Regions from separate parts of the Mus musculus genome. Here region 2 is linked to region 1. Evidence: chromatin loops called from intact Hi-C (ENCODE). Cell type or tissue: gastrocnemius. All regions are shown on one strand. Links, peaks and the distances in the headings refer to the core of each region. The heading gives the core; the rest is flanking DNA.

What was found. Hi-C counts contacts between places; a loop is a spot of excess contacts. Peaks named below come from ENCODE experiments on the same cell type or tissue, not always from the same donor. Only the 100,000 strongest peaks of a DNase experiment are listed, where the experiment ranks them.
Region 2: a loop joins it to region 1, with 2.5 times the contacts of the local background. A loop is called at or near these places in 1 of 42 quality-filtered maps.

Annotation. Positions count from the first base shown.
Region 1 is chr13:49,324,337-49,329,446 of GRCm38, reverse strand. No RefSeq gene overlaps it. Among named protein-coding and RNA genes, the nearest start is that of Bicd2, 15 kb to the left of the region's middle. In gastrocnemius, for the core only: a CTCF peak has its summit at 2,463 (motif pointing left); DNase peaks (open chromatin) are centred at 1,142 and 2,430; H3K27ac peaks cover 516 bases.
Region 2 is chr13:49,212,068-49,217,177 of GRCm38, reverse strand. It overlaps Card19 (caspase recruitment domain family, member 19), which reads left to right and starts at 1,152. Exons shown (of 6, transcript NM_026738.2): 1 at 1,152-1,241. The coding sequence starts at 1,235. In gastrocnemius, for the core only: no CTCF peak of the experiment used is centred there; DNase peaks (open chromatin) are centred at 2,591, 3,089, 3,530, 3,955 and 3 more places; H3K4me3 peaks cover 3,639 bases; H3K27ac peaks cover 3,855 bases.

The DNA.
Region 1 (5,110 bases), core at 410-4,409:
CTTCCTTTGTCAATGTAATTTATCTGAGTCTCTTCACCTTAGCCTCAGGCAGGCTTTTCAGACAAGGGTAAAAAGTAGTCACATTCTTCATCAAAATACCACAAAAACAGTCTTTATGCCACATTCTGAAATTCTTCTCTTTTGAAGTCTCTTGGGCCAGGTCAACACAGTTCAAATTACTCCCAGCAACAAAGTCTTCCATATTCCTATTAGGATGACCCATTAAACCCCATTTAAAGCATTCCACTGCTTTCCAAATCCAAAATCCCAGAGTCCACATTCTTTCAAATAAAAGCATGGTCAGGCCTATCACTGCAATACCCAACTCCTGGTACCAACTTCTGTCTTAGAGTTTTACTGCTGTGAACAGACACCATGACCTGGGCAAGACTTATAAAAAAACAACATTTAATTGGGGCTGGCTTACAGGTTCAGAGGTTCAGTCCATTATCATCAAGGTGGGAGCAAGGCAACATCCAGGCAGGCATGGTGCAGGCAGAGCTGAGAGTTCTACATCTTCACCTGAAGGCTGCTAGTGGAAGACTGACTTCCAGGCACCTAGGGTGAGAGTGTTAAGCCCACACCCACAGTGACACACCTACTACAACCAGGTCACACCTCCAAATGGTGCCACTCCCTGGTCAATCATCACAGTGTTTTTAGGAGGTGCTCCTCTTCTGTCCTTAGGCTCCTCAGCTCCCAAATTAGAATTTCCTCTTGGTTCTTCTGCATAACCTGTTGTTGAATTTCCCTATCCGCTGAATTGTTACTGTTATGCATATCTTTTAGCTACTTACCTTCTCTCAAAAATTTCATCTTTGAACTTCTTTACAACAGCTGCCTTGAAGGCGTTGTCTGTTAATGCAGTGTCTGGAGACAATGGGATACAATTCCTCTGGATTTCTTTTTTCTTTCTTTCTTTTTTTTTTTTTTTTTTTTTTCCTGAGCGCTTGTTATGTACTTGGCATTTGAAGTCCAGCATTGTACCAACTCAGATAGTGTTTTTGTTTGTGTGTGTGTCTGTTCCCAAACTCTGTCTCCCTGATGATGTCAGGCTGTTTTGTTTTATTTATTTTTATGCCTAAGTCTTGCTTCCCGGCTTGGGCCTCTGTGACTTCACAGTTGAGCATTCAGCCAAAGGCTTGCCAGCTTATACTCGGAGCCAAGATGGCTTCTACCTTTGGCCAAGATCTGTGCTTGAGCAGAAAATTGGGTTCTCACCGTGGCCACAGTGAAGTCTTCTCTGGCTTCTACACTAGGTTAGAAATGAATCTCAATAAAATGACCACACAATCCTAAGCATTTCATGAAGATAAAAGGTTTTATTTTTGCAAAAGGGTGAGCATCTGTGTCAGATCAAGTATCAAGCACTCTTAGCATGGGTCCCACTGAGGTTTTCGTCCCAATATGAATCAGTCCTGAGGGGTCAGAGCTAGGCTTCAATCGTACGCAAGTGGCTAATGTAGAGCCCTTCAGCTGGTAAGCAAAATGGAAATTTCAGCACCAAGTGCAACCTTGCCCTCAAATTTTTATTTCAAAAAAGTTCTGACCCCAGAGGAATTTGAATTTCTGCCAAGTGGCTTCTTTACAATTTTTTAAAGCAGAGTTCTGTCTTCTTTAATCTTTGGATAGAAACAACAGCACAAAACACGAAATAGAGAAGAAGAAAAATAGTCTGTTTCTTTTACATGTCCCGCAATCAGAAGCGTGAAAGGAGGTGGATAGAAAAGCGAGTGGGTAAGGAGTGTCGGGGAGTCTCTGACCACTAATCCCAAGACAGGTGCCCCACCCTCACAACCTCCTAAAGGCTCCACTTCCAAATACCTTCAAATATGTGAGTGAGGTTCCCAGGGGCCGTAGAAGAAACTTTTCTGCATACTTGGATACAGGACCCCTATAAACTGTAATTGCACTACCCTGTTGATAAAGTCCTGACGGGGGCTCCAGTTCAATGGGAAGGATATGAGGAGGTAGTGGCTGCTGGCTTGAGGAACCTGACCTGAGAATATGCAGGAATGTCTGAATGGATTTCTGTGTGGTGACTGCAGTTATCTCCTCACTCAGAACTTGTGTGTGGGATTGGTGCTACATCAGATTAGAGACCCCCTTCCACTCCTGTTTCGAGATGGCAAATAGGTAAGCTTGCTCCTCAGCCCATGTGAACTGAGAACATACGGGATCACATAATCCCATGGACATTATTATATACCATTAATTTGAAACATTATACAATACCTGCCAGGCAGAAAGATGATTGCATTAATTAATGATAACATTAGACACTGCAATCTTACCACCAAGAAATTCTCTTCAGAGCATCATGTGGTACACACACACACACACACACACACACACACACACACACACACACACACAAAGGTAACAAAGGTAAACCTTAGATTGGGGTTGATGTCAGGAGTCTGTGATCGCCACCCAGTGGTTAGAACTGGAATTTTGGACAAGGTCTCTGTTGCTATGTATGATACCTATTGTTAGAGACAAAAATTACTGGCTTGAAAGTGGACATTAACTGGAACTCCACTAAGCCTGAGGAACCTAAAATAATCCTGAAATCTGAATCCCCAAGACACATGAGTGACAGCAAAGAGACACTCTGGGGAAGACAGTGCTGAGAAGAGATCCACAGTGAGAAGGCACATCCTGTGAGGGCTGCAAGTGGGTGCTTGAGCACACCCACAAGATGGCTAGAGAAACATCTGGGGGTCTGCCACGTCCATGGCCACAGTGATGGTACCCTGTGAGCAATCCCCACTGAGCTGTAGAGCCATTTAATTTATAGATAGCTACTTTACAGTGAATGGCTAAAATCTGACCCCCAAGGCCACTATACCATGACCTACTAAGGAGAAACTCAGAGCCAAGGCACCAGATGGGATGGCCATGGACTGCTTTCCTTGCAGTGGTGGAAGGATTGCACAATGCTAAAAGCTCTTGTTTTAGGATGTCGCTGACTTATAAGCTGTGACCAGTAGCATGGCTGTGGGCAGACAGCAGAGGGGAAGTGAGTTATTGACGGGATACCCAAGTGGGTGTGGCCCTGTGTAACTCACTATTGACACCTGAAGAACCCTTCCAAGATCAGTGATCAAGCAGATCTAGCAGGTGTGTGCCCTAGGGGACTAGACTAGGTGCCCACTTGGGTTTGACAAACGGGACGACTTGGAGAACTCTAGCTGGGTAGAGATGGGATGCTTGGAAGAGTTTCTGACATCTCCGGGGGCTATAAAATGCTATTTCTTGTCAAGGCAGATATAACAGTGCAGGCCAGTAATCCCAGGGCTGGGGACACAGACAGGAGAATCCCTGGGGATTGTTGACTAGCCAGTCTAGCTGAACTGGTCAGCTCCAGGTTCAGTGAGAAGCCTTGTTTCAGAAATAAGGTGGAGCTGGGGAGAGGTCAGTGGTAGAACACTTGCCAAGCAAGTTCGAGGCCTTAGGTTCAATCCGGACTACGAAAATGGTGACAACGATATGGAAAGTAATTGAGGGAGACACTCAGCATCAATCTCCGGCACGTGCATGCACACACACACACACACACACACACACACACACACACTGAATAATCATATGTTAAAAAAATACCTGGCACTGCAGGATATAAACGAAGTCATGCTAATTGTTAAGACTTATTTTTTAAAAGATGTATTCTTATTTTAAATTGTGTGCCCTTAACTGGACAGTCTTGTCTAGTATCAGTGGGAGAGGATTTACCTAGTCCTGCAGTGACTTGATATGACAAGGTGGGGCCTCCCCCTTCTCAGAGGAGAAGAGGAGAGGGGGATGGAAGAGGGGCCGTGTGAAGGGGAAATAGGAGGAGGGGGGCTGTGACTGGGATGTAAAGTGAATGAATGATGAATAAATAAATAAATAAATAAATAAACAAATAAATGGGAAAATTATGTGTATATATGCATAGCTAGGTGTGGGTTTGTACACCCAAGGAGTCCAGAATATGGTCTTGGGTCCTCTGGGACTGGAGTTGCAGAGCACTGGGAACCAAACTTGGGCCCTCTGTAAGGGTTAACAGGTGCTGGTATCTGCCGAGCCATCTCTCTAGCCCCATGCTTTAAACTCTACATTTCCATTGAGTGATGTTAAATTGCAGATTAGAAGCACCATGAAGAGCCAAGAGACCTTGAGGGAAAGGAAAGGAGCTGAAATGAGCCTCTTCTCTTTTGCACACACACCCTGGCCAATATTCACATGCCACAGGGCGCAGCGGGCCACAGAAGTTGCCCTTAGCACCTGGCAGAGAAGGCCGCTTCTCCAGCTAAGTGGAACCTGGAGAGTAGGTTTTATTTCATCCACTTCTGAGAACAGCTGGGCCCCTGGCCTGAGAACAGGATACCTCCTGGATCCAGCCGGTAAGGTCAGGGTGCAGCTGGCCTGGCTCGGGTGCTTGTAGCATAGGAGAAGGAAAGGTGAATGGGGGACACCTTCTTGGGAGTTTGACCAAGAAGGGTGTGAGATTCTAGGAGAATGGTGTCATCTCCCAAAACAACCCTTGCAGACACCAGATATCCAGGCCCATGGGCCAAGGCTCCAGAGTGCTGGCCACAGGATGCTCCACCAAGAGCCAGAGAAAGATCTTTCATTTGTTTCTTTGTTTCCTTGTTTTCACCAAAGGAAAACTAAAGGAAACAAACAAACAAACGCCTCTGTCTAGTTCTTATTATGGGTAGAAGTCTTAAGGGGAAAAAAGCCTAGAGACAGAAAAACACTCCATAATGGAAAATTTGGGGCCTGTGTTGGAAGTGTTTGTTCCCATAAATGACTGTGTCCTGCTGAGTGCCCGCTGTCTCTGTCTCTGTCTCTGTCTCTGTCTCTGTCTCTGTCTCTGTCTCTGTCTCTCTCTCTCTCTCTCTCTCTCTGTCTCAACACTGAGTCATTTTTATTGCAGGCTTTAAGAACAATGCCATTTTGAAATCTGTAGTTCCCTGCGATGTACTCTCTCCAGCCCCCAGCCTCTCCCTTCTTCCTCAGAGAAAACCACCTCCTTCAATTTGCCTTCTCTGCAGTTCTTGCTTCCTTAATCCTTCAGCTGATTTGTGTCTGTGTTGGTTTCTAAGTTGGCACGCATGCTCTC
Region 2 (5,110 bases), core at 645-4,644, 110 kb after region 1:
CCCAAGATGAGAGGTTGCAGCACTGGGGAGGACAGAGACAGACACGGAGGGCTCAGGGACCCAGGGGGTTCCTGGACTGTCCGGGAAGTGCATCCAGACCTGGGGCCTCCATTCCTGGTCTTGGTCCTGGTCTGGTTCCAATATCTCAAGTTACAGCTCTAAAGTGTGCCAGACTAGCCGCACCAGCGGAGAAGCAAAATCTGGTGCCTGCTGCCATTGCTGGCTGTGAGGGTCCTGCCTCCCCGACCCTCGCAGATCTCCATTTCCTAGCTGGGCCTGGGCTTGGGGCCTTCCTGTGGTTGGTACCAGAGCTTGAAGAGCCAGGCCTATGTACAACAGAAGGGAAACAAGTTGGGAGGCAGAAAGATTTATCACCTGAGGCCACACATTTTACAGTTAGGAAAATTGAGGCTCGGTCAGACTACATGACTTCCTTAACTAGGCGGCAATGCCAGCCATTTGTCCTCTGTGTAAATGGGGGACTTGGTAGAACGAGGACCCACTAAGTTCTCTGTTAAGTCTCAATTCATCACTGTCCGGTCGAGGCCCTGTGGACTTCCGTTCGGTCCCTGGTTGCCAATGAACTCCCACCAGCCTTTTATGCCAGACTTGACCTCCTATGTGACCTTGGGTAATTCTCGTCTCTTTTAAGACTCGGTTTCTTCATCCAGGAGATGGGAGTGGGGTGGCCAGAGCGTAGCAGCAGAAAATTGAACTGAGAAGTTCACAATAACCTCCTAACCTCCGCAAAAAGCAGGCACAAGACCGGGAGGAGGGGCAGGGCATAGGCGAAGGGACGCCGACCCGGGTAGCTATTGGAGAGGCTGTGAATGGGGCGAGCCTTGAGCCGGGACGTGGCTTGAGTTCTCTGGTCCAGACAAGGACTTGGGTACTGAGTTTCTCCGCTAGGTCACTTATGCTAGCTGGAGCGGGACTCCCGGCGTCGCTACAGGAGAAGCTCCTCAGGGGCCGAGCTCTCTGCTGCGCGTAGTATAGAGTTAGGGAAGTTGTTTAGAGCCCGAGCCGCCCCACGGCTGACGCGTCTCCAGTGCGAAGTACAGAAAGGGGCGTGGCTAATCGGAGGGAGGGGCTTGGGGGCTAAGATGTCGTCGCTGGGCGGGACCTATAGGGAAGAGGCGGGGCTTAGGGCCAGGCCTGCGGGCGGCGGTCACCGGAGCCCTCGCGCCGGGCGGCGGACAGCCGAGGACGACGGGGCGGCGCCGTGTCCTCCGCCATGACAGGTGGGCGCGGGTCCAGGAGGGCGACGGGAGCCGTGTGACCTTGGCGTCAGCTGGCGCCGGCGACGCGGGCGTAAGAGGCGCGCGGCGGCGGGGTGTCCCGGGCTCTGCGCGACGGGCCGGGGGCGCCAGGGGTCTCGGGTGCTGAGTGGGGGGCCGTCGCGGGTCGAGGAGGAAGAGCAGCAGGTGAGCGCTCTCCCGGTGCACTGCACCGGCTGCGCCTGCGGAACGGGCGGTGTCCCGGGACGGGATGGATCTGAGAGAGGGAAATGGTGCTCCTCGCCAGTCTGCTGAGACTTTAGAGCGCCGCTTGCACACAACCCCCTTGGAGGCGGGACCGGCGCTGCAAACCTGGGTAGCTTGTAGTACCAGGGAGACGCCCGTGTTTCCCGCTCTAGATGGGTCTAGAGAATTCGGACCCAACAACTGGATCCCTCTTCTCCAGGATGGCTTGGTTGCCCCAGCCCAACCCTTTTGCTCTGGGGACTCACCCACTTTATTCCTGATCCCAGAGGGACACAGTGACATTGCTGTGCTAAGTTCTCTCGGTAAAAGATCCGATGAGAGGATGAGTCAGCGAGGGACCCCTGCTGCCTTAGAGCCTAGGGAACGTGATAGCTACCAGATGCACTTTTTTTCTGGGAGTCTCTTGTACTTCATATGGCAGAGTTCACCTGGGATAGCCCAGAGAGATGAGGTAACCCCAGAAATCCCAGGGGTCTCTAAACTGGAGTCAGCGTTGGGCATGCACAAAAATAAGACCTCATAGGTTGCAACCTGGTGACTTCTAGAACAGGTTAGAGGAGACCCCATCTTCCAGGCCCTTCTTGTTTGGAGCTGCAATTTCTGAGCATTATGTGTAGAGCCCCTAATATACACTCTTGTTCAGAATAGCCATTTGGGGGCAGAAGGAATATTCTCATGTCTGTGTAGGAATGGGAAGATAAAATCTCAGGTTGGGTAAGTGCCCCCAGACCACCCTGCTGGTCAGTGGTAGGAGCAGAATGGGAGCCTTGGCCTCAGCCTCTGGTTTCCCAGATCCTCTAGTAAGTTCATCAGGATGTGTGGGACAGATCTCGCCTGTGCTGGCCTCCAAGGGCCCATTGTAGAGACAGGATACCCATGGAAAATGAGACATCCCACCTCCAGGAGAACAGGTAGTTGTGGGGGTGGAGAACTTTTAGCTGGAAGGACACAGGCAGGCCTTGATTGTGGCAATAATACGCTTTCCTCTCTGCAGTCTACTTGCTGGCGCTTTGACACTTCTAAGCATCCCACCTTTTTCTAGTGGGAGATGGAGACTGAAAAGCAGAAGTCTGAGAGGGTTGGATGGGCAGCCCTGGGGCGACAGATCCCTTGTTCATTCTTGGCTCAGTGCCCTGGTGCACCAGCTGAGGGTCTGCCATACACATTAGTCTTTGTTGCCTCTGAGTGTGAGTGTGAGTGTGTGTGTGTGTGTGTGTGTGTGAGAGAGAGAGAGAGAGAGAGAGAGAGAGAGAAAGTGTGTGTGTTTGGTGGTGATAGATACTGAGAGTTGTGTCTTCACAGAATAGGCAGTATAGTATGGAGCGAGTGATCTAAGCCAAACCAAGTACTATGACAAGAACTTATGGGAGTGGTTCAGAGGGGAGTCGATGCTCAAGTTCTGGACCCCAGGAGAATTGTGAATTCTTGGAAGGGGGCTAAATAAACTGGGCATAAATCAATCACATCTTCCCAGCCTGCTGCATGGGTCCTGGCTCTAGTGAGCTGCAGACAGAAGGCTCTGGGACCCTAGGAGCAGAGTAAGGGCAGGTGGGACCAGCTGCTTCAGGGTCCCAAATGCCAGAGTGAGGACTTAGGTCTGGGCTGCTGAAGTTGAAGATGAGGTGACAGAGCCAAGTTTCTGGTACGAGCTGGCAGGGAGGGAAGTTACAGGGAAAGGCTCATGGATTCTGCACAGAATGATCTCTTCTTTATCTAGTAAAGGCATTCCTGGCCTTGTTTACCGGAGCCTGGTATCCAGGCAGAGCCTTGCCCGAGTCTCCATTATACCCAGTGGCTGCCTCTATGTGGTTGCATGAACAGCTTATAAAAGCCACAGGAAGCACAGGAAGTACACTGCCCTAAAGCTGCTGCTGGCTTAGCCCTGGGCTGGGCCACCCAAGGCAGGTGACTCAGGGCTCCTGTGACTCATGGCTTGTGGGCAGCAGAGGTCCATCTTGGCTAGTGGCACTCAGGGTAGGAGGAGGCCGCTATGAGGCACTGGCCACTATCCACCAGCAGATCTCGCCTTGCCTTTGGACCTTGGACTGGAGCCCACTCAGAATTCTTCAGTAAATGCCTACTGTGTGTGCATCCTTGTACACCCTGGCACGATGTGGAGTGAGACAGCCTTGGCCTGCTCCTGTCTGGAAGAGAGCAGACCCCAGAATTCTCGGTGATTCATATGTAAATGACAGAAGGAGAATGTCAACTGGCAGCCCCAGCTTGGCTGTTACCTCCAGGCTGATGGCAGGCTTATAACCTTAGTGTGCCTTCATTTTCCTCTCTGAAAGTGGGGCAGTTGCAGAGCCGGTAGGAGGATGGAGGTTTAGGTAGGTATAAATAGAACCACAAAATGTCTGCCCTGTGGACTGTTCTGTGAGTTAGCTCAGTGAACTCTTCAATGAGATGCTGCAGGCACTGGAGCACCTGGCAATGTGGCAAGTCACTGGGTATCCCTGGGCTGTTGGTAAGTCTGTCTCCTAAACACACTCTCAGGGGCCTGGGCCAGTATTCCAAGTTCCCAGCTGCCAAGGTGAGGAGGTGCGGATGGCTTCGGATAGGGATGGAATAGCCAAAGAGCCAGAGTGTGGGCCTAGAGGGAGCAATGGCTTTCAACCAGGACAGCCCTATCCTTATTCTCTTGAGAGTAGCTTCCTGGGCCAAGGATGGGGTCTTTGATGAATGCAGCTCCCACTGTCACACCATGAACTCCTGGAAGACACCCCCAAGTTCTTACCATAGGCTAGGCATGTTGATAGGCCATGCCCACCTGGGTTGGGCAGGACCTCACAAAGCCACCTTCAGAGGTGGGATGCTGCAGGAGTGAGAAGTCAGACCAGTCAGGAGGAAGTTGCAGGGGAGCAGAGATGTGAGAGAGGTAGCCTGTTGATTCCATACCCTGGGATGAAGCCAGGGACAGGTCTGGCATGGTGACTGACCCTGTTTGTAAAAACCCAATATACCTTTAATCCCAGCACTCGGGAGGCAGAGGCAGGTGGATTTCTGTGTTCGAGGACAGCCTGGTCTACAAAGTGAGTTCCAGGACAGCCAGGGCAATACAGAGAAACCCTGTCTCAAAAAACCAAAACCAACCAAACAAACAAAACCCAATCTACTTTATAGAGGTCTAATTTAAACAGAAGCAGATATGTACACTTGCTTTTAGATTTATTTTTCTGCCTATGAGTATTTTGCATACTTGTGTGTATGTGTACCATGTGTGTGCCTGGTGCCAAGAAGGTCAGAAGAAGCCATCAGATAGCCTGGAACTGGAGCTGTAGACCATGTTCTCCCCAAGAGCAGCATATGCTCTTAACCACTGAGCCGTTCCTCCAGTCCCTGCACTTACTTTAAAGAATGGTTTAATATATTCACACACACACACACACACACACACAGAGAGAGAGAGAGAGAGAGAGAGAGAGAGAGACAGACAGACAGAAAGACAGAAAGACAAATACGCGCACGCGCGCGCACACACACACAGAGACAGACAGACAAATACACACACAGACAGACACACAGAGAGAGACAGACAGACAAATCTACACAGACAGACAGACAAATCCACAAACAGACAGACAGACAGACAGACAGATACACACACAGAAGCCTACAGATGTGTA